2 separate regions of the Homo sapiens genome follow, and region 2 is linked to region 1. Evidence: chromatin loops called from intact Hi-C (ENCODE). Cell type or tissue: GM12878. All regions are shown on one strand. Each heading gives the region's core, and the rest is flanking DNA. Links, peaks and the distances in the headings are about the cores only.

What was found. A loop is a pair of places that touch in the nucleus more often than their neighbours do. Peaks named below come from ENCODE experiments on the same cell type or tissue, not always from the same donor. Only the 100,000 strongest peaks of a DNase experiment are listed, where the experiment ranks them.
Region 2: it touches region 1 in a loop (4-fold over the local background); 4 of 110 quality-filtered maps call a loop at or near these places.

What each region holds. Positions count from the first base shown.
Region 1 is chr2:222,684,609-222,696,861 of GRCh38, reverse strand. MOGAT1 (monoacylglycerol O-acyltransferase 1) reads right to left here. Exons shown (of 6, transcript NM_058165.3): 2 at 8,340-8,518; 3 at 7,393-7,597; 4 at 2,326-2,500; 5 at 1,574-1,773. Among named protein-coding and RNA genes, the nearest start is that of MOGAT1, 19 kb to the right of the region's middle. RefSeq lists a silencer at 8,049-8,251. In GM12878, for the core only: CTCF peaks have their summits at 2,783 and 6,090 (motif pointing left); a DNase peak (open chromatin) is centred at 6,052.
Region 2 is chr2:222,050,981-222,063,233 of GRCh38, reverse strand. No RefSeq gene overlaps it. Among named protein-coding and RNA genes, the nearest start is that of CCDC140, 240 kb to the left of the region's middle. RefSeq lists an enhancer at 9,623-10,384. In GM12878, for the core only: a CTCF peak has its summit at 5,811 (motif pointing left); no DNase peak of the experiment used is centred there; H3K27me3 peaks cover 120 bases.

The DNA.
Region 1 (12,253 bases), core at 1,342-9,341:
CAGCTTTGTTGCCAGTCTGGTCTCGAACTCCTGGGCTCAGGCATTCCTCCTGTCTCAGCCTCCCAAAGTGCTAGGAATACAGGTGTGTGCCACCACACTTGGCCAACTCCTCAGTATTTTTATCAACATGGTCTTCACCCTCCTCCCTCAACTGGATTCTCCCAAACATGCAGCTTTTTAAAATAAAATGAGTCTAATTAAGAGTCAGAATCAACAAGGAATGCAAATAAATCAGCAAGAACAAAACAAACAATCCCATCAAAAAGGGCTAAGGACATGAATAGACAATTCTGAAAAGAAGATATACAAATGGTCAACAAACATATGAAAAAATGCTCAACATCACTAATGATCAGGGAAATGTAAATCAAAATCATAATGCGATACCACCTTACTCCTGCAAAAATGGCCATAATCAAAAATTCAAAAAATAATAGATGTTGGTGTGGATGCAGTGAAAAGGGAACACTTTCACACTGCTGGTAGGAATGTGAACTAGTACAACCGCTAGGGAAAACTGTAGACATTCCTTAAAGAACTAAAAGTAGAACTACCATTTGATCTAGCAATCCCACTACTGGGTATCTACCCTGAGGAAAAGAAGTCATTATACGAAAAATATACTTGCACACACATGTTTATAGCAGAACAATTTGCAATTGCAAAAATATGGAACCAGCCCAAATGCCCATCATTGAGTGGATAAGGAAATTGTGATATATGTATATAAACATCATGGACTACTACTTAGCCATAAGAAGTAATGAAATAATGGCATTTTCAGCAACCTGGATGGAATTGGAAACCATTATTCTAAGTGAAGTAACTCAGGAATGGAAAACCAAACATCGTATGTTCTCACTCATAAGTGGGAGCTAAGCTATGAGGACACAAAGGCATTAAGAATGATGCAATGGACTTTGGGGACTCGGGGGAAAGAGTGGAAGAGGGGTGAGGGATAAAAGACTACATATTGGGTGGAGTATACACTGCTCCAGTGATGGGTGCACCAAAATCTCAGAAATCACAACTAAAGAATTTATTCATGTGACCAAACACCACCTGTTCCCCAAAAACCTACTGAAATAAAAAAAAAATAAGTCTATAGCAGAATAGCAGAATATATATAAAACAGCTAGCTGCAAAAAAAAAGCTTTTGCTATAGAAACTGATGCTTATGTGAACTGAACATAATGAGGACACTTATCATACAGAAATGTTCATCTATCTGTAAACTCTGATATGACTTGTCATCAAAGAATTGCTATGCTATAATTGGCTGGCACAGAGAAATAGATTCATTATAGAGTATTAGAAACTTTATTTTGAAAATTGGATTTTACTTGTAGTGCAATAGCAGTATTCTTGAAAGTAATCAATTCCTATTCTAGTGGAAAATGTAGTCATTTCATAAATAAAAGGAATACCAGAAACAAAACTCAAATAACATCTACAGGATTATTGTTTCAGGAAGTTCTTACTCAAAGCCACTTCCCTTGCATTAGCACCTCAATCAATAACAAGAAACATTGCTTAAAGTAAGCTAATAGTTGTAGTTATTTTATGTACATACCAACAGTGTGGATGGCTTTCCTATAGGTCATTAGGCCAAAATTGTACTGAAAAACTCCCCTGGCATGAAACAGGGGCAAAGCAAACCCCATGATCTTCTGCAGTTTATTCTGAACAGTTCTAATCCATGATCCTTCAGGGTTGTCAGTTTGTTTAAACAGTTCATTTTCACCAAAAGAAACCACTGGGACCAGAGAGGCGCTGCAATAACAAAGGGGACGGGTGAGAATTTTCAATGAAAAGGATTCAAATAATTTATTCTGTTTAGCTGACTCTTGCAACAACTTCTGAAAAATTTTTTAAATGTGCCCAAGCCTTCCTATATTGCTAACTTCACGTTCATTGAAACTGTCTTAAACTTGACATTCTTTAGGGAGGAATTTCAGCAGGCTAGCCATTGACAGGATTTTATTCTATAGAAAATTAGGGTTCCAGGAAACTTCTCTTTTATCTATAGCTTTGGCCACTGTTGATTTGGCTGGAAAATTACACTGTATATATAGAATGTTGGTTTTTGTTGTTGTTCTCGTTGTTTTGCTTTTAGAGTTAAGTTTAATTGCTGAATGTCATGGCATTGAGCTACTGTAGTAAAAAGGTCATATTCCATTCCCCAAGAACATCCACACCTGCTTTTACTGTCAGATCGATTTGGAGGAGGTCTTTAAGGGCTAGAAAATCACCTTACTTCTTCGTGGTTTGTTTAATAATGTCTTAACTTTTCTGACCCCCTACTTTATACAAAAAGCCACTTACCCATGGGTCAAAGCAATTTTAACAAATCCTTTCCGCTGGCGGATGAACAGAGTGAACTTTCCAGGATGAGCATCCAGTGATTCTTTTGCACCCCCAAGGACAATGACAGAGATGTTTCCACCTCCCTCCTTGCTTACCATGTAGGACACACTTTTCTTGGAAACTGAAACCAGCCCTTAGTGAATAAAACAAAAAGTAACTAGTTATCCTTTTCTAACAATATTACAATGTTTTATCATAATATTCCATGACAATAGTAAACATTTAACAAAATTTCCTACACTGCTTACCTTTGGAGCACTTTGTAAGTTTGTAATTTTTCATAGCCAAATCTTTAGTAATGTATTCTATTAATAAGTTAACATCTTGGCAGGTAATGGGCTAGGTCTTTAAAATGTCATTCAGTCATTACTAGGTCTACCACTTGTTTGTTTAGGTAGGTTGTGCACTACTGAACTCTAGAGGACACCATTTATATTGCATTCTAAGTAAAAGGATCCCCTGCCCCTGGAGTTGTTCAGTGCACAACCTGCACAGCTGTATGTGGTGGCCTTGATATTTATCATGGCGAATTTTTACACAGAACCAAAAAGTATATTCTCCAAGAGGCTGCAGTGGATTTTCTGAATATATAATGGCCTGTTTTCAGATATTCTATATGGATCATTATTTTCCAAACCTGGATTTATAATATAAATGTGATATCGTTTGACTGTGCCCCCACCTAAATCTCACCTTGAATTGCAACTCCCACAATTCCTTCATGTCGTGGAAGGGACCAAGTTGGAGGTAACTGACTCGTGGGGGCAGGTCTTTCTCATGCTGTTCTCGTGATAGTGAATAAGTCCCATGAGATCTGATTGTTTCATAAAGAGGAGTTTCCCTGCACAAGCTCTCTCCTTGCCTGCCGCCACCCATGTAAGACGTGACTTGCTTCTCCTTGCCTTCCACCATGATTATGAGGCCTCCCCAGCCATGTAGAACTGTAAGTCTTTCAAACCTCTTTTTCTTCCCAGTCTTGGATATGTCTTTATCAGCAGTGTGAAAATGAACTAATACAAAATGGTTAAAAAAAAAAAAAAAAAAAACAAGACATTTGACAACCTAGATCACTTGCCAGATCTCTACATGTTTCCAATAAGTATAGTCTGACTTTGGTAAATTGTTCATTTAAAACAGTTAGATAATTGTTCGGTCTGTATTTCAGGCTTTCCCATGTAAAAATAACTTAAAAGATTCCTTTTCAGATTTCACATGTTCTACATACTCTTGGAGGAAAATATAGGAAAGAATAAAGACAAACATACAAACCAGTCTTGAACTACATTTCAGAAATAATCACTTTTTAATGTCTTATGTTTCTTTCCATTCTGGGTTTTATCCATTTTTATTTAGTCATAACAGAAAGTGTTAGACAGTCTTTATAAAGACATAGCATATCTCATCACTTGAAGAAAATGATATGCTAATTTTACTCTGGGTTTCTATTATGGGAGGAATTATGACAGGATTCTGAATGACCAACTGCCCTCTTAAGAGGCAGAGGATGCTGGGTTAGAGGTAGAGAGCCTGAGCCTGCCTAGATGGGTTTGAACCTTCACTGAGGTCAAGACATGCCATTCTGCTCTGTGTGAACCTGAGTGAGAGTTGGGTGCATCTCTTCCACCAGGAAGAGGGCCTCTTGGGTTTCCACACCCCTGGCTCTCCTAGCTTGCCTCTGGCCACTCCTCCGTTTTCCCTCAGGCTCCTTGTCTTCAGGCCATCCTTCAATGCTGCTATTTCTTAGGGGTCCTTCCTTATCTCTCTTGTCCTCTAACCTCATCTACACCCATGGATTCAACTACCATTTATGTATGCTGAGTTCTCCCAAATCCATCTGTCAGGAGATCTTCCTCCTGAGGTTCCAGGCCCATATCTCCAAATGCCCAATTGACAGCTCTACAGTGACAGCTCTAAGACACCTCAAACTACACGTCTCCAAACCGAATGCATTAAATTCTCCCTTAAAGTTGTCCCTCTTCCAACATTATTTATCAAGGTGAATGGGACCATCATCTATCTGGTCAAAACACAGCTTCTTCCATATGTAGCCACATTCTCCTTTCTTAGCCACCACATTGACTGATCATTCATTCATTTAAAAGCATTTATTGAGCACCTGCTACTGGCCAGGTACTGGGCTAAGTATTGATAATAATGACAAAATAGTTACTGACTTCATGAGGATGAATCAATCATTAAGTCTTAGAGACTGTATCAAATATTTTTGATATTAATCTCCTCTTCTGTATCTCCAGTGCCATTGCCACTGTTAGCATAGCCCTTATCACCTCTCCCTTCATCACTCAACAGGCCGCTTCCATCATCAGTCTCCAGGCCTACCTGCCTGTAACCACGTTCCAAGCTGCTGCCTGAATTATCTTTCTATCACACCAAATCCATCAGATCCCTCCTTTGCTCAAAATCCCTCCAAGTTCCCCATGGCTTATCTACAAAATAAAATCGAAAGTCCTCTGTATGGTATATAAGGCTGTTGTGATCTGATTCTGTTACCTGTCCAGCCTTAAGGGGTAAACAGAAAGAAGTATGAACCTGAAACGCAGTTGGCTCTGGCTGACACCTGATAGGTATAGATACACCCAAAATGGGACAAGAGGAATGGGTTGGAGGTGGGATTTAAAAGGACTTACAGATGCAGAATCCTATTGGGTAAGAGCAAAACAGACTGCTGTCAACAAAGGCCCTCTGAAGCCCTATGGTTCCTTACTACGTGAGGTCTGGTGCCTATGTCTGTCAGTCTTTCACACCCAGAGAGGCAGCCGCTTGGGCAGGCACAGTGGAGAGGGGCAGCCTTGGACCAAGGGCTGTCCTAGGAAGCTGGTTCTGGGAAGTATAGATAATTCTTTAGACTTAGAAACAAGGATAGTCCAAACCTCCACTGGCTGAAAGTTTGAGTATTTCTATTTACCTTTTAAGGAACTGAAGGTTGTACCACAGAAAACTATTCATGATGTCAGAAACCAGTGATTGCTGGGCGCAGTGGTGCATGCCTGTAATCCCAGCGCTTTGGGAGGCCGAGCTGGGTGGATCACCTGAGGTCAGGAGTTCTTGACCAGCCTGGCTAACATGGTGAAACCCCGTTTCTACTAAAAATACAAAAAATTAGCCTGGCATGGTGGTGCAAGCCTGTAATCCCAGCTGCTTGGGAGGCTGAGGCAGGAGAATCACTTGAACCAGGGAGGCAGAGGTCGCAATGAGCCAAGATCACGCCATTGCACTCCCCAGCCTGGGCAACAAGAGCGAAACTCCGTCTCAAAAAAAATAAAATAAAATAAAATAAAAAATAAATAAATAAAAAGAAACCAGGGATTGCAAACAGCTTTCCTCTCCAAAGCCAACTCTAGTAAACTGCAGTGGCTGTAGGGGCACTATACGGAGAAAGACTCTAAGATGGAGTATATGTGTCTGATAAGGCTATGGAGAAGGGGGTACCTACATCTCTTGTCCATGAATTTGCCAAACCTGCTCTTAACTATACGACTCAAACTCACTGCGGCAATGCTTTGAATAAGCAAACATTACACTTTAAATATGTTTCTGTGCTTTTGTGAAATTTAAACATTTTTCTCTGTAATTGTCTTCCTTTTATAAAACTCTAACACAATGTATACAAAACAAGGAAGAGAAGTAATTCCCCCCCAACCCCACTTTCGGTGGTTAAGAGGGGGATAGTGCACCCTCTGCAGGCCAGATGCCGGATCTTCCGGTAGCTTGGAGGGTTTAGTGCGCCCTCTAGTGTGCCCTCGGGACCAGGCTGGACTTTGAAAACAACCTGAAAACTCAGCGGTGAATTCTGGTACCTGGGTGCTTAGTGATATGCTACCAGGTATATAATGACAGTAGTGACTTGAGAGATTAATAGGACGTAATAAAAGTCTAGAGGACCATGAACAATTCTTTTTTTTCTTTCTTTCTTTTTTGAGACGGAGTATCGCTCTGTCGCCCGGGCTGGAGTGCAGTGGCAAAATGTTGGCTCACTGCAACCTCCACCTCCTGGGTTCAAGCAGTTCCCCCACCTCAGCTTCCTGAGTAGCTGGGATTACAGGCGCCCACTACCATGCCCTAATTTTTGTATTTTTAGTAGAGACGGGGTTTCACTATGTTGGCAAGGCTGGTCTCGAACTCCTGACCTCAAGTGATTCACCCCACCTCGGCCTCCCAAAGTGCTGAGATAACAGGTGTGAGTCACTGCCCTCGTCTCTTTTTATTTATTTTTTTAATTGTGATTGGGTCTCTCTCTGTCACCCAGACTGAAGTGCAGGGGCACCATCTCCGGTCACTGCAGCCTTGACCTCCCAAGCTCAGGTGATCCTTCCACCTCAGCCTCCTGAGTAGTTGGGACTACAGATGTGTGCCACCATGCCCAGCTAATTTTTGCATTTTTTGTAGAGACAGGGTTTTGCCATGTGGCCCAAGCTGGTCTCAACCTCCTGGGCTCAAGAGATCTGCCCGCCTCAGTCTCCTAAAGTGCTGGGATTACAGGCGTGAGCCACCGCGCCCGGCCTGGACTCTTATTTCTGAGCCAAGTTATTTTTCATCTAGGAAGACAGCAAGTTGAATATGCTTAGTTTTATCACTGCTGTTACTTCAAGACACAATGAAAGACATTTTCCATTTCTAGTATTCGTAACAGCATGCATGGTGCCTCTCCAAGGGTGTGATTTGTCACTTACTTGATCCCTGATTTCTTTTTCTACATCTGAATACACAAACTGCATTCATTACTTTATTTGATCATTGTGTTAATATTCATTGAACATTTCTATGTTCCAGGCACCATGCTGGATACTTGGGATGGAACAGAAAAGAAGACACAGTTTGTGTTTCTGCCACTTACAGTCCAGTGGGGGAGGGCAGGAAACACCCAGACACCATAGGAAGTGCCAGATGAGGATAAAACAGGTTTTACTCTAAGAGACCATAAACACACATGGGCCTGGGAGGGAATGTTCTGTGTGCTCCTGCTACCCCAAAGCACTGTGGAAACAGTGATCTGCCATCACTTACCAACACTCATCACATATTCTCGAAAGACAGGACACCAGAACCAAAGTGGCAGCACGTGAAGATATGAAGTAAAGCCAGGAAACAGGTCCTTGAAGTCAGAATAATTTACAGAAAAATTCCCAAAGGCTCCAACTGCCATTATTCCATGGGGGTGAAACCCAAATATATAGTTGTGACTTGGATCCAAATCTTGAGTTTTGATAAGCTACAGCACATTCATATTGAGATTTTAAAAAAAAGAAACTTCCCTTATTATTTTCCAATGAGAAACAAAAGGACTAGTTTTTATGTCAAGAGAAAATGGAGAACATGACTCATTTTTGTTCCCTGGGTTGGAGCTGTTTCCAAATTTCTAAACTATCTTCTGAGCCCAGATCCCTTTATATATAGCCTTCTAGATTTTGTCAAGTCAGCTTACAGTTCATTTAGTAATTGGAACCAAATTGCAGCCTTTCTCCCTGCTATGGTTTGAATGTTTCCCTCAAAAGTAAGTGTTTAAAAACTTAATCCCCAACGCAACGGTGTTGGGAGGTGGGGCCTAATGAGAGGTAATTAGGAATGAAAGCAGAGTGAATGGATTAACGCCATTATCACAGAAGTGGGTTTGTTATCTTGGGAGTGAGTTCCTTATAAAGGAATGAATTCAACCCCCTCTTGCTCTTTTTTGCCCTCTCCTGCCCTTCTACCTTGCGCTATGGGCTGATGCAGCAGGAAGGCTCTTGCCAGATGCCAGCATCTTTGGTATCTTGCCAGATCCCAGCCTCCACAACTGTGAGAAAAAAATTTGTTTTCTTTATAAATTACCTAGTCTTTGGTATTCTGTTACAGCAGCACAAAACAGACTAAGACATCCCCTCTGAAAAAGAAGCTTGAGATATATGTGATGAAAACAAATTTCCACTCTTCTCCTAAATCAAAATAATACTTTATAAAACAACTGTACTCACATGAATTGGAAAATAGTCCTTAAAGTGTTTCCAAAGAGTCCAATTTTTGATCCAGCTGGATCTCCTGCCTCCTCGCTCTGGGGTATGCCAGTCAAAGTAAAGCCACATCAAATAAGGGATGTAAAGGAACAAATAGTTGTGTATGATCAGCATCACAGTGATTCCAATGGACATCGGCCCTGTAAGAAAAGAAAAAGTCTCATGGAATCAGTCTGTTAGTATCTGCTCACTGCAGTGGCCCATGGCAGGGGGATTAATACATATAAGATATGTCAAACTGAGCCTCAGTTCAGGTAAGGTAATATAACAAGACAGTAATGACACAGTATTATTTAACATTTATTGGGTGTTTACTATATGCCAAGCATCGTGTTATGGACCCTGCCAAGGTATTTTTATTTAATCGTCGTATAGCCACATACCAATAAAGTAGCCACAGTACTCTTTATTTTTGAAGGGGGAGGTGGAAGGAATCGGTAGAGGAAACACTGAGCCATAATGTTCTTTTTAAAAAAGAGAGAATGGAAGCTTATCGAAGGGTTAAGTGAGTTGCCCAAGCCACACAGCATATAAGTGGTTGATCTGTCTGATGTTAAGGTCTAACTACTTAGTCATAGCTTTACATTGGCTCCCCTATGTGAACATATGGAAGAATCATCACCGACAGGAGGGATGTAGAGAATTTCCTACTACAGAAAATTCCATCTTCCTACCTTGACCAAGCAGCCATTATTCATGTGCCCACAAAGAGGGCACATTCTAGCAACAAACTTCATTTTCAGGAACTCTACTGTCAGAGACAGAAATAGCAAAGGTGGGACTCTTCAGATCTTAGCATGCATCACTTCTTGCAACATGTGATAATGAGAGAGCAATCCTAATTGTTTATGCACCTAATAACATAGCTTCAAAATACACGGGGCAAAAACTGTCAAAACTTGACTTGGGTTGTAGTGACAAGAATGGTTACCTTCAAGTAACACATGAAGCTCAGCTATACATTTTTTAAATGTCTATGTTATATACTACAATTAAAAAATTATGAAAAGAGAAACATGCTAACAAGAGAATGTTCATGAAGACATAAACCCTGGCACATAGCAAATCTTCACTAAATGTCAGCTACTATGACTTTAAGGAATGCCGTTGCTGCTTTCTCTTCTATAACACACTGCAGTCTCCAATCTAGGGTTCATTTCCACCCCCAAACTCTTATCTACTGCCAATCAACTTTGTTAAAGACAACCCTGTCCCCAAATGATCCACCAAAGTATCTGAGAAATAGCGTTTAATCTGTTATTGAAATATATACATATATACTGACATACATGTTTTACCAAAAACAACATTTATATATATTTTTTCTTTCTTTCTTGTTCTTTCTTTTTTTTTTTTTTTTTTTTTTTTTTGAGATGGAGTCTCACTCTGTTGCCCACACTAGAGTGCATGGGTGCAATCTTGGCTCACTGCAGCCTCTGCCTCCTGGGTTCAAGCGATTCTCCTGCCTCAGCCTTCCAGGTAGCGAGGATTATAGGCGCGCACCACCACGCCCAGCTAATTTTTGTATTTTTTAGTAGAGACAGGGTTTTGCCATGTTGGCCAGGCTGGTCTCAAACTCCTGACCTCAAGTGATCCACCCGCCTCAGCCTCCCAAAGTGTTGGGATTACAGGTGTCAGCCACAGCACCTGGACTATTTATATTTCTTGATACATATAAATCAATAAATTTCTCAGATATATCATTGAACCCAGTCAGGAAACTGACTTGCTGCTCTCTCCAGAGTTGGTTAAAGGTTGAAAGACTGGATGAAAGGTTAAGGTAGCATGTGTCCTCCACACCTCTGTGGGGTATCCTGTTACCTTCTGGACCCACCAGAAAAGCTTCCATGAGTCCAAAGCATGCTGTAAAGAGTGCCCTCTGCCCTCATTCCTACCAGGATCATTCCATTTTGCTTCCTCTGCTTTCTTCTATCCAGATCTGAGTACTGATGATTTGCCACTATTGGTTAGTTTTCTGTTTATTTTGGTAAGATGTGCAAAAAAATGACAGGAAACATGTGGGCCTCATTCTTTTGTACTCAAAGTTTGATCAGATAAGCTACAGTGAAATAGGGCAGGGAAAGAATAGTTATTGAGTGGAGAACGATTATCCTTCACTGTATATAGGGCATCTCATTTATTCCTCTTTGAAACCCCAAGGTACACGTTATTGCCCCATTTTACAGTTGTAGAAACTGAGGCTCAGGGAATTTGAGCGTCCAAAGGATTTGCAGCTGGATCTGCCTAATCCTTAAATCCATGCACTTTTTCACAAAGCCACGCTATCCTCCAGCTAATGGTAATAACACTGTAGACTAACTTATTACAGGTGCTTAAGCAGGTTCGTAAGCATAAAGAAGCAGGCAAGTGGGAGGTTCTGTTTTCCTTTCTACAAAGATGGAAAAACTGACACCAAAAGCAAACTGACCTAATTTTAATCATAGAGTGAGCCAGGAACAGATCCAAAAATAATGTCCCCAAGCTACTAATTCAATATTTCACTAACCGAACCCCGGCTACCTGAATACATGCTGCATATCTCTTTAATGCTCATTACATGTTTTACATCAAAAGAAGAAAACACAGCCGGGCACAGTGGCTCGTGACTGTAATCCCAGCACTTTGGGAGGCTGAGGTGGGTGGATACCTGAGGTCAGGAATTTGAGACCAGCCTGGCCAACATGGAGAAACCCTGTCTCTACTAAAAATACAAAAATTGGTGGGGTGTGGTGGTGGGTGCCTGTAATCCCAGCTATTTCGGAGGTTGAGGCAGGAGAATCGCTTAAACCCAAGAGACGGAGGTTGTAGTGAGCCGAGATCGCACCATTGCACTCCAGGCTGGGCAACAAGAGAGAGACTCCTCTCAAAAAAAAAAAAAAAAAAAAGAAGAAGAAGAAAACACTATAAAAACTAGGTAACTAGATAACGTCTATTTTTTATTTTCTATACATGCTGCATATCTCTTTAATGCTCATTACATGTTTTGCATGTATAATAGTTAAGATGTAGGTCTGGAATGGAACTGCTAATTGGAATTTGCCACTGTCTAGCTTCCTGACCCGGGACAAATTCTATGAGCTCTTGATCTTCAATTCCATTGCCAGTAAAATGGGCTTATGACAGCTCCTGTTTCCAAATGCCACAAAGGGAATAAATAACATGAGGGTGTACAGTTCCTGGCACAGAACTGGTATTCATCAAATGTGAGCCACTGTTATAATAACTTTCTTTACTATTACACATTTGGAGACTGCAAAATGTAGCTGCAGATGGGACATGAGGCAAGTTCCTGTCACTCAACAAAAATTACTCTTAAAATTTTCCTTTTGGCCTTTTTTCCCCTATGAACAGGTTATGTTTCTTTAATATGGCTGACCACACATTTTTAAATATTCTGTATTTTATCACAATTATTTCACATTAGCTGTTTGGTATTACAATGTTATTTTTAACGACTGATCAATATTCTATTGATTACCAGTGCTAATTCAACCATTCTCTTCATTTTAAATATCTGTGATTCTAACAATTTTTCTCTATAAATGTAATCTTGCATAAAGTTTGCCCACATTTTGATTTACTTCCATAAGATAATAAGAAGTAAAATACGGCTGGGCACGGTGGCTCACGCTTGCAATCCCAGCACTTTGGGAGGCCGAGGCAGGTGGATCATGAGGTCAGGCGTTTGAGACCAGCCTGGCCAACATGGTGAAACCCCGTCTCTACTAAAAATACAAAAATTAGCTGGGCGTGGTGGCAGGCACCTGTAATCCCAGCTACTTGGGAGGCTGAGGCAGGAGAATTGTTCGAACCTGGGAGGCGGAGGTTGCAGTGAGCCGAGATTGCACCGTTTCACTTCAGCCCGGGTGACAGGG
Region 2 (12,253 bases), core at 1,614-9,613, 630 kb after region 1:
TATTCATTTGAAATGCAGATATTTTGAAAATTAGGTGAGGTAAAGCGTAACAATTCACTGCTCCTCCGCAGGATGGAATATTAGGCCACCCTGACCACTCATGTTTGTGAAGAAAATTTAAAAATATGGGAAAGTTTATGAAATAACAGCAAGTGGGTAAAAAGAACATGCATAGGTGTGCACACACAGAAAGGGAAACTAAGAATATATACACCAAAATGTCTACAGCAATTGTTTCTGATTACTGGAATACAGGTTTTTATTCATTTATTTTTTTTTACTTCTTTAAAGTTTCCTGCCTTTTCCAAATTTTTTAAGTAATATGGACATGTTGCTACTTAGTAGGGAAAAAAATTATTTTACTCTGTGTGTGTGTGTGTGTGTGTGTGTGTGATGACAGGGTCTCACTATGTTGCCCAGGCTGGTCTCCAACTCCTGGGCTTAAGTGATCCTTCTGCCTCAGCCTCCCACAGTGCTGGAATTACAGGCATGAGCTACTGCATCTGGCTGAAAACAGTTATTTTTAAAAAAACAACAAGATAGTGCATGTCGAAGGTGTGCGAACAGTGCCAGGCACACACTGAAGAGGCACTCCCTAGATGTTAGTTGAAGCTGAATGCAGACTCTTAAAAAACAGAAATTGTGGAGGAGGGCTATATGTTCAATGCTCTGCCGTCAGACAGTTGTTCAAAGGAAATGAATAGAAAGACAAGATCCATCAACCGTGCCACCGCTATGAGGCCAGCACATAAGCCCTGAAGTGGATGTTAGGAAAAACCTTGACCCCCTAACCCTGAACGGGTGCTGTGACTACTTCTACATCCTTCAAGACAAACAATTAACAATTAAGCTGCTCTTGTTCTGGGTACAATCAGAACCACGTGAAGGATTTAAAATATCACTGAGATGATATGTTACAGAGCAGCTGGCTGACTGGAGGGTCCTGTAAATGTCACAAAGAAACTTATACCAATAGGGAAGGCAGGAGACAAAAATAATAACAATAATTCCTTGCACTCACGTGACATCTTTCATCTGAAGAGCTCAAAGTATTTTACAGATGTTATATCCATTAAAACTTAGGCAGCAAGCATTATTCTCCCTGGATTACAGATGGGGAAGGAACTGTAATCCTGTCACTTAGACTAAAACTGGAATAAACATGTAATTATCTTTGAGGGGAAATCTTTCTAATGTAACCCTTTCCTTCTGCAGTTTCCTATTGCTTCTGAGTGAGTAGGACAGGTCACATCCTTGGGCCTGGAATATCTGCTGCAGGTATCCAAACACTGAAATGAGATCACCTCTCAGTCTTTTTTTTCCAGACGAAACATATTTAACTTTTCAAGTCTTTCTTCAGGAGCCTAAGCGTCCCTTTTCTCATTTCCCTATAACCTGGGGATGGTTTTCAAGTTGAGTAACTAAAACCAGTGCCTCATGCTTTGGCCCAAATTGATCAGTGACTTTACCTGAATAAGCTGATAGTCTTGAGGTTAGATTTGTGTTTTTGCAGCTGGGCCTTCCACGAAGATACACTGTTTTGATTATGGCATTTTTCTGATAAGGCAGTGACTTCCATTTCCGATTTGCACAATCTTCTTGGTTCCTTTTTTTCTTTGATTTGGAAGTTAATCTTTTAAAAATGTGAAGTAAATTGACAATATTGGAAAGAAGAAAAAATATTTAATTCTGTTGTCTACGTAACAACTATTACTATTTTTGCATATTCCATTTTGTCTTTATTCATATTAATCTTTTACGATTGTCAAAGTAATATTGTATATGTCATTTTGTAGTCTTTAAATTGCATTCTGCTTTTTTAAAATTAATTTTTCTTTTTCTTCACTCTGTGACTCTAGCCAAAGATGCATTCTGCTTTTAAGATCACATTATATTATAAGCATTTTTCTCCACTGCCTCTTACATTAATGACATGTCATTAATATACCACTGGTTATCATTACTGATATATTTAATATTTGGATCTAGCTCTGATCCCTATTAATGTTTGGTTATGATTTAGCTTAATGAAAAACCCTGGCCATTGGCTACAACTCATTTTTTTTTTCTGCTCATAGATTTTAACTTCTTTCCCACCGTTTCCCAAACTGTGTTTTTTTCATGATCTCTATGTTAAGTTGTCTTAGCTTGTAAATTGAGATGGTTTCTCTCTTTTGCCATCATATGAACAAATAAACCTGCATAAACTAGGTTTCCCTCTGTGCCCTACAGGAAGATGGCCTCTTGTCTGTTAAGTCAAAGCACTGAAATTATCTTCTTTAGCCGTTAATAGTCCTTGATCTTTTTCCAGGGTAGGATGTACTTCAGTTACACGGCTGGGAAAGAATTGTTTTTTTAATAGAATGTAGCTCAGTGAAAACTTTGGAATTTAAGTTTTTGGAAAACAACTAAGAAAAGCAAATTTGTCACAAGATTAGTTTCCCCGGGGTGTCTCTCTCCTGCAGCCCTTTGCGTTGTTTACGTTTGCGTGAAGTAGAATGAGGGAGAAAGTGGTTTCAGGACATACCTGACCCGCAGCTCAAAAAACTGGACTGGATTCATCCGTAGAACTGCTTCAGATTATGAAAAAACGAAACCTTTTCAAGTGGGAGATAAAGTAATGGGAAGTGGCTGGAGAAAGGTAGGAATGCAGACAGTAAAACAGCACAGAGTGACTCTGATTAAGATCTTGGGGAATCTGAGACATCAGGTTCTGTTTTACCATGCCCTCCACCTAGTGCCTCCTTCCCTCTCTGCCCATGATTTAGTTCTGGCACTTTCCAGTAACTGCTGTCGTGAAGTAGACCTGGCCCAGTTCACTTTCCATCTCTTATCCTTGAAGGTTTATGGGTAAGGCCTGCCTATCTGCAGGCAGGTTTTGGTTGCTGTGAAGCTGAGACACTGTTCTTGCTGGAGACCACCTGAGAGTAATTAAGCAGCCTCTCCTACCTAGAGCTGAACCAACTGGTTCCAAAATTATATTTTCCTGGAACATCTTGTTGAACTGGAATGCTTTGGCGGTTAAGAAACCACTGCTCACACCTGAACAAATCGGTCTGTTTTTCCTGAAATGTAGTACATGTTCACCTCCTGGCACACTAAGGTAAATGGCAGATCCAATTGTCTGGCTTAAGCAGAATGTGGTGAGATCATTATATCATCATAGAGCCTGAAGCTAAAGATTGCAGAAAATCAAGAGCTGTACTGATTGATTTGTAGTCTAATTATATAAGCAGGCCAGATGAAAAAGTCCAGAAAAAGAAAAGACTAGTGGGCATGTTCAAAAGTATTGGGAAAAGGTGCGTCTACCTCCAACAAGGTTGATTTTCCAAAGAAACAAAGTTTTTGAAATATGAAATAATTCTTTTTTTCTTTTTTTGAGATGGAGTCTTGCTCTGTAGCCCAGGCTGGAGTGCAGTGGCGCGATCTCGGTTCACTGCAAGCTCCGCCTCCCGGGTTCACGCCATTCTCCTGCCTTAGCCTCCCCGAGTAGCTGGGACTACAGGCGCCCGCCACCACACCCGGCTAACTTTTTTGTATTTTTAGTAGGGACGGGGTTTCACCGTGTTAACCAGGATGGTCTCGATCTCCTGACCTTATGATCTGCCCGCCTCGGCCTCCCAAAGTGCTGGGATTACAGGCTTGAGCCACCGTGCCCGGCCGAAATATGAAATAATTCTTACATGGCATGTATAAAACACACACACACACACACACACACACGCACACACACACACACACACACACACACAAACGAAATCTATTGCCTACACCCTACCCCTTCTCTTGGAAAATAAGTAAACTCTTTCAGGATTCAGAGTTCTGGTCCATACTTTCATACCATTATTATTATTTTCCACTTCTTTTTCTCTGGGTAAAAGCCAATAATTCTGTGCTAATTTGTAGGGCAATCTGAGAAAAAGAGAATGTCAGACTTAATTCCAAACAAATGCTTAAAAAGCACTTAACCAAATGTATCTTTGAAAATGTTTTTCCTGTATCTAGATCTAAAGATAATAATTTTTTGGAAAAAAGTACAAAAAAGAAGCTTTTAGGAAGACAAATGTATTAGAACAGGAAAGCATTATTTTTTTCCCTAACACTCCATTTCCAGGGACTGAGTTGGCTTCTTACTTTCTTTTCACTCTGTGGAAAACTGCTCTTGGAATGTTTCAAAGAACCACAGTGAGTGAGTGCCAAGTGCATTCTGGAATTGATACCCTCATCCCCTCCCCGCCCTGGAGAAAGAGTCTCTCTCTTAGCCCATAGAGCCATGCTAGAGAATCCTGGGGACGCCACCTGCAACCAATGGTGAACTGCATGAACTTTGGTGCTCTGGGACTTGACACACTGGCTAGGAATATTAGACACAAAAGCCAAGGCTTTTCAAATACCATGTGGATATATATATTCCTCCAACAGTAAGCAGATAAACACAGCCACAGGAAAACCAGGAGACAAGACAAACTCCTTTTGTGATCTAGCCTCATTTCATTCATGTAAGCTCTTTTGGGTTTTGGCTGATGCCAGCCCACTCTTTTCCTCTGGCTGCCCTCCCCTGCATGGACCCATACATCTCTGCCCCAAATCAATAGAGTGGTACAAATATTAACAATAGCCTCTTGAGCTTTGAGAATTTACTGCTCCCCACCAACCCAGCTTTTTTTCCTGTTCTTGTTGGAAAAAAAATCCATGTCATTAGGAGTCTTGTATTCTTGACAATCATAACTTTAGGAGATATAATAAACCTTTTTGAAGGTTGATCGATTCTGCGATGAAATTTTAGAATGGGGGAAGCTAAACACATGTTTGGCTTTGGATGGTAAATGGAGGTGTAAATATTTACAATGAACAATCAGATTTCCCACGCTCAGAGGTAGGGTTGTCACTCACAGCTCCAATGGTGATTTCTATCAGAGGCAGAGAGAATGGGGATACTACCTCCTCAATGACAACCATTCAATCTGATTCCTTCGTCTGGATCCAAATGACTAATAGAGTAGCTTGCACTCATTGGTTCATTGTATGTGACACTACATGCAATATACAAAATTATGAAAATTAACACAGTGGTATGTGTTTTACACCAAGAAATACAACAGTAGGACTTCAGTACTCCTGGAAATATATCTTTTTTTGTGCTTCTTGCTAGTACATTACTTCAGATGCTAATGTAAGAATGTGCTTATTTCAAGAGACAGTTTTAAAACATAGTTACATTTTATTACTCCTTTAAAAATGCTTCTCACCAATCCCATATCACTGAGAAGTGTGTTGGTCCAATGTTTTATTGAGTGCAGCCCTTGTCCTATTTATGACCCAGGACTGATGCACCAGCCTATAAATGTGATTTCTCTGAAGCAGTGGAGGACAAGTATCTAGCTGCTGTGACAGGAAGACATGTAACACAATAATTTTGCTGCTCTAAAAATGCTTCTGTTGCCGGCATCCCAGATAGGAAGCAAGGCTTCCCATGGATCATGCATTTGCTGGAAAAGCACACCATGTTTTGAAGAAGCTAGTTCTAATTGGTGCGAAACATTTTGAATTGCTGAAGTTCTAATGGACTTGAAAAACCCCCTGGAGAATCGAAGAAAGAACAAAATGATGTAATGGTCTTTAAAAGATAAAAACGGAATGAAAAAAATGCTTTAATTTATTTCAGAAAGATATGTCAACGCTTAGTTTTTGTGGATAAAGTTGCCAGATAAACCTTTCTCAATTTGGGGGTGGGAAATGGAGGGTGGAGGGGGGGAGTAGAATTTTGGGCAGAAAGAGGACTAGCAAACAATTAGTGCCATCTAGTGGTTGTATAGAATAAAGACAGATTGTTTTCGAGAACTGTACTGTAGTATCACAGAAATGTACAAGCAGGCTAAATTACAGTTCTTAGATTAGGCTGGCTTGAGTTTATATCTCCATATATTCACTAATTAATGAACTTCAAGTGATGTGGCAACAGTTGAAATTAGTTTTGATAGTTAAGCCTAAACAGAAAAGAGTTGCACTCTATATAGAAAATAAGCCCTTTGACATGTTTTAATTTGTCATGTTTCAACAAAGTCCAAGTTAAAACTACCATGATATTTCAAAAGGAAAACCTACATCTATTTCAAAGTATGCCAGTGAGAGTTTTCTGTTACCTGGAAACAATAAACACGTTCTAAAGTTAGGCTACTGAACTGAAGGTCTGCTCAAGAAGAGCAGGACAGAATCCAGTGGTCCAGAAATTTGGATGGGAAAAATTTACATCTTTATTTTCACTACTCTAAATCTGAAATTTAGCATTTCCTTCAATCAAGAACGTCAGCTGCAAACCACGGTAGTGTTAGCAATACCTGAGATTTCGACACCAAAAGAAATGAGACATTTTCATGTCATTACATATGCTATTCATCTACTAAATAACAGCAATGATCAGACCCTCACACCAGTTCTTGTTATTTAACAGGTAATAAAGAAGCAAATATGTTATCTTGTTGTACATTTAGTTTTAAAAACATTTAAATAACTATTTTCACAGTAATTTATTCTCTTCGTAATCCTATGTATTTTATTTAAAGCATTATGAGCATTACTCTGACAGGCAGCCTATAGGTTTTGTTAGACTGATGAAGGAGTTCATCTGCGAAAAGGTAGAGAACCCTGATCTAAAGAGATGGCTCAATCATGAAGTTGAAACACACACAGTTTAGTAGTTAAGAGCTCAGTCTCTGAATCCAGTTGCTTGGCTTCAAACCCTACTTTCTGGTTGTATCTTTTACTTAGCCTGCCTGTGCCTCAGCTTACCCATGTACGACACCCATCTCACAGGAGAGATGTGAGGTTTCAATGAATGGACACATGTAAAGTGCTGGAGTGAGCACTCAGCCCTTAGAAGTTCTCAGTGAGTATTAGCTCTCATCATTATTGTCAATGCAATTATTAAGTTTAAAAACTTCTTGCCAAATCATTAAGATAAATGATCTGAATTTGTAATCTAGACTGACAGCAGTTTTGATTAACAAGCATGCTTTGACAAGTATTTTTCATTTAGAAAAAATATTCTTTATACTTTTAGGCTAATATTTGTAATAACCTTAAGAGTGTAATAGCATCCCCACTCTCAGAACCTCAGATAGTTTTAAGTGTTCGATTCAAAGTCATATGGATGAAGTGGCTAGAAAGCAAATTAAAGTATTTTGGTAATTGTTTTTCACTCACTGAATCTTAAAAATCCCAAAGCTTTAGGCATTCTCCAACTGTACTTAAAAGATAAGGCTTTTTAGAAGTCAAGAAGGATCCATATCTAGATGTGTAGACAGATCTAGTTTACAAGACTAAGCTAACCTAATTTGAAGGTTAATCTCTCAGATGGGAGGGAGAAAGAATAAACAGAACATTCATACATATGAACTCATCTGATCTTTACAAAACCTGTGAATCATGTTCTTTTTCCCTACAAAAATATTTTAAGTGTATTGTATGTTTTAAACATTTGAGAAAAGAGGAGTGAACAAGATAAACAAAGTCCCTGCCCTCATGGAGTTTAATTTCCAAAGATGATGAGGAGACAGGTAAGAATGTCCATTTGGCTGATAGAGAAACAAGTGTTAAGGGATAAACAACCCACTCCCTTAAGTTCCCTTAAGGGATAAACAACCCACTCCCTTAAGCTATTGCATCGCAGCAGATTCGAACAGAGTTCTTGCTAATGGCACCCCTTTGATAATTCCGCTACACTTTCAGCTGCCTGCTGGGAAAAGTTCAGGCATGCTTTTGACAGTGAAGGCACAGCAGTAAACAGGCTGCTCCTGCCACATTACAAAAGTGAGTATGACTTTCTTATTTTTGTTTGTCTGGGATGCAATCGGATTTTAGTGGAAAGGCATTGAAATTGACATAAAAAAATCTGTGTTAGGTTCTTAACTTTGCCATTTCTGAGCATATCGCTGATTTTCAGTTTTCTCACCCCCACCCTGGTGAGAATTAGAGGCATCTCTTGAGACTTTTGCAAGGATTAAATAAGCCAATGTTTATGAACATCTAGAAAAGAGGTTGGTCCACAGAAGGAAGGCAATAAATCTGTAGAGATGATGACACTGAGTATCTAGTATTATTTACTTGTGGAATTAACCGAAAAGGCATGGTTAATGCCTCATCTCCCCCTTAGGGAAATAGCTCTAGTCCTTGTTTAACTTTATCTTACTCTCTAATATGGGAATGATAGCATCTGCCAAACAGGGTGGTGATTAAGGATTAGCAATAGACCATAGAATGCACCTAGTACAGTTTCCAGCATAGAACCAGCATTCACGAAATTGTAGCAATCACGATTATTACTGTTTATGAGTCTAATAAAGCACACATTCCTAAGAATGTAAACTGTTAGAAATTTGGATTGAGATACTGTTGATGGTTTTATTACAAAGACTGAAATGTCTTATTCAAAAATCCTGAAAAAAAAAAACCATGGAAAAGACTAGAAAAAACACTAGGAAAGAAGTCAAATTTAAGTATGGGTCATTTTTCCTTTGTCAATTGGGAGTTCATAAGATTTTAAATGCCCCTCCAAAAGCATATCATCACATTTCAATATTTTTCTGGCTTTATATATAATTAGAAATCATGTATATTCTATAGCTCATGAGGTACTGGAGATCTCTAGGAGAGAAAGCATGTTTATGGGGACAAGATTCTTCGGCTGCCTTCACAATTATCTGATAAATGTAGGTCTAGCTTCATCCATGTACCTGCAAAGGACATGAACCCATTCTTTTTTATGGCTGCATAGTATTCCATGGTGTGTATGTGCCACATTTTCTTTATCCAGTCTATCACTGATGGGCATTTGGGTTGGTTCCAAGTCTTTGCTATTGTAAACAGTGCTGCAATAAACATACGTATTCTCAGCAAACTAACACAGGAACAGAAAACCAAACACCACATGTTCTGACGCATAAGTGGGAGTGTAACAGGGAGAATTCATGGACACAGGGAGGGGAACATCACACACCAGGGCCTGTCAGAGGTTGGGGCGCAAGAGGAGGGAGAGCATTGGCATAAATACCTAATGCATGTGGGGCTTAAAAGCTAGATGATGGGTTGATAGGTGCAGCAAACCACCATGGCACATGTATGCCTATGTAACAAACCTGCACGTTCTGCACATGTATTCCAGAATTTAAAGTATAATAACACACACACACACCAAATTAAAAAAAAAAGTATTGTCTAAAGGATGAGCAAAATAAATAATTTTTTTTAAAAAATGTGGGTCTAGCTGGCTGTGGTGGCTCATGCCTGTAGTCTCAGCTTCTTGGAGGCTGAGGTGGAAGGATCATTTGAGATCAGGAGTTTGAGACGAGCCTGGGCAACACAGTGAGACCCCTGTCTCAAAATAAAAATAAAAATAAAAACAAATAAATGCAGGTTCAGCAGGACTAAATATTTAAAACTGAGAGTTTGGCATTGCAGGCACAGACTGTTGTTAAAGGAAGTTAAATGGGAAGGGAGTTCTTCATTTCTAAACATTACTTGAGAAACCAGAATTCAATCTAAAATACCTGGCTTCATGTCCTCTTTACAAAGGTACCTATGCATAGGACTGGATCTAGATTTACTTCCGAACTCAAAGCATGTTGCCCTACAAAGGAGTGGGTTGGTGATAATGAACAAATTATGGGCATCATCCTTTCAAGCTTTCTTTTTGGGTGAAGAGTGATTTTCCTCTCCCAAAACACACAGGCATGCACACTTACACACGCACCCCCTTCAGTATGCCATCAGCTGTTCTAATTATGGGGTAATTGGCAAGATAGAAGCTCAACCTTCATTGCATTCTTCAGGGAGAAACAAGGGGCTTCCTCTGCTAGAGGGAGTTAGTGGCTACATGCTGAGCTATTCTTTTAAATGAAGTGAATTCTGGCTCTGTTTTAAGAAGCTCCTTGGGGCAAAGCCTTGGAGGCAGGGTTCGGGGTTTTATGAGTTGCTCGCTCCAGGATGCAATCAGAGTTCCCACCCCTCCCTCCTGGCTGCTTCCTGGAACTCCCCTCTTCTGGAATCATTGCCTATTTCTGCTCCTTCTGAGCCGCTCCCAACTTAATTAGAGCACTCTTCCCTCCGCACCAGACCCAACAACAGATCTCTTGGTCTCTAATTGTGACTCTGGTTAAATTGCCCAGCGGGAGGTTGGTTGCCCAAAGCCTGCTTCGGTTCTGCTGCGCGTCAGTGCCCCTCCACAGGTGAAAGACGTTACTGCAGTTAACCCTTGAGGTTTAGACTCCATCTTAGGGAAAACATACAATTAAAGCTATCAGAAAATTATGACAGTCAGGCTCACAAGCAGATAGGTTGAAGGAGAAGGAGAAAGAGGAAGAGGAGAGAAAAGCAAGAGGAGGAGGAGGCAGAAAGGAAGGGCATATTGTAAAGTTTGGAGTAACTGTTTTTATTTGAATCTTAAACATAGGTAATTATGTTGAAAAAGATACTGCTTAGGCAATTTTTGTTTCAGTGGATTAAGAAACACCAAATAGTTTATTCAATTGTTCAGAGTAGGAGCATCTTTCAATCCTCATCCTCTAGTTAATTGCACAATTCTGCATTTTTACGTGGTGTGGAGGGTGTAAGCATACTCATCAGAGCTTCTGACATACACTCACAGTAACACAACAAGAACCAGGTTCTCCTTATGCCTGGGTGCCCCTTGGCTGTAATTTGGGTGCCTTGGAGAGTTGCATAATGTCCCTTGCCCAACACTACAGTTGATCAGTCAATCACAGGGGTTTCAGTTACATTAATTCTTGTACATGTTCTGTGTGTACATCATCTATATTTCAACACAGTCAGATGAACCTCACAGGCCTTAGCAATCCATTGCATACTCAGGTGATTTTGGTGGAGGTAGAGTTTTGCAGGCCCCTGGATCCTTAGGAAAAAGCTAAGAAGGCAAATTGGTCTTTGGCACCTTCTCCAATGCTCTGAAGGGCTCCCTGCCCACACCTTCTTTAAAGACCTTTGGGAACCAAAATGATTTTTTGTCTGTACCAGTCAAGGCTGCCACTTTACAACAGCTGAGAGCAGTGTCAGTTGATTGATCGTCACTGTGCATGTGAATCACCTGGGGGTCTTGATAAACCACAGATTCCGCATCAGTGGGTGTGGGGTGTGCGGGACAGACTGCATTTCTCATAAATTTCCAGGTGCTGCTGATGCTACTGGTCCTTCCTGGACCACACTTTAAGTAGCAAGGCAATCAAATCATCTGATTAGAGGGGTTCCTTTTAATTAAAGTGTAAAAGAGTGTTAGGCCCAACACAGCTGGTGTTTGCACGTTAATGGGAATTGTATTTTTTTTTAGCAGCCCTTGGAGATTTCTTTTTTTTAATACTTTTTTTAAATTATAGTTTAAGTTCTAGGGTACATGTGCACAACGTGCAGGTTTGTTACATATGTATATACATGTGCCATGTTGGTGTGCCGCACCCATTAACTCGTCACTTACATTAGGTATCTCTCCTAATGCTATTTCAAGAAGAGCAGTGGAGTGAACCATAGGCTTCCTTTAGAGCTTCCTTTTCTATAGTGATGAGGTGGGAGGGACAGAGTTAATTTCTGGAGAATTGCAAAGGTGTTTCTTTGGCTTTCAATCTCCTTTCTGTGTCTGTTTCTCTCTTCCCCTACTTGGCTCTTTTTTTTTTTTTTTTTTTTTTTGTATACTCCTTTTCTACTGTGTGGTTCAAGGACATGAAAAAGGTTCAGATTTTGTGATATTAATATTTAAATATTCTTTTACATGATAAAAATGTTTATACATTCTTGGTATTGGACAGGTTCCTGTCCCAATATTACCGCAGAATTTAGTTACACATATAGCCTATTTCTTGACCAAGTGCTTAAGTACTTAAGTAGCCAGTATTAACTTCCCCAAACTGGTAAAACTTCAATAATTTTAGAGATAAAAGCCCAGTAAAAAAATTGATTTAGAAGTTTGTGCTGTTATAAGTTGATCAATATTAACTTAATAAAGATTTTTCCTCTAGTACGAAGATTACTGGATTGGAGCCAAGAGAGTTTCGTTCCGGTTCCACCCCTAAGGTATCTAGCTGTGTGGCTGTGAGTAACAGCAATAGAAGCTACATCTCAGCATTCCCAGTTGTCAAACCTATTTATTAGTTGAACAAACATTTATTGAGTACTTATTATGAGCTTGTTAAACATCTAGTAACTACCCAATGTTTAAGTATTGATTAAGTTCTTATGTATTTTTATGCGA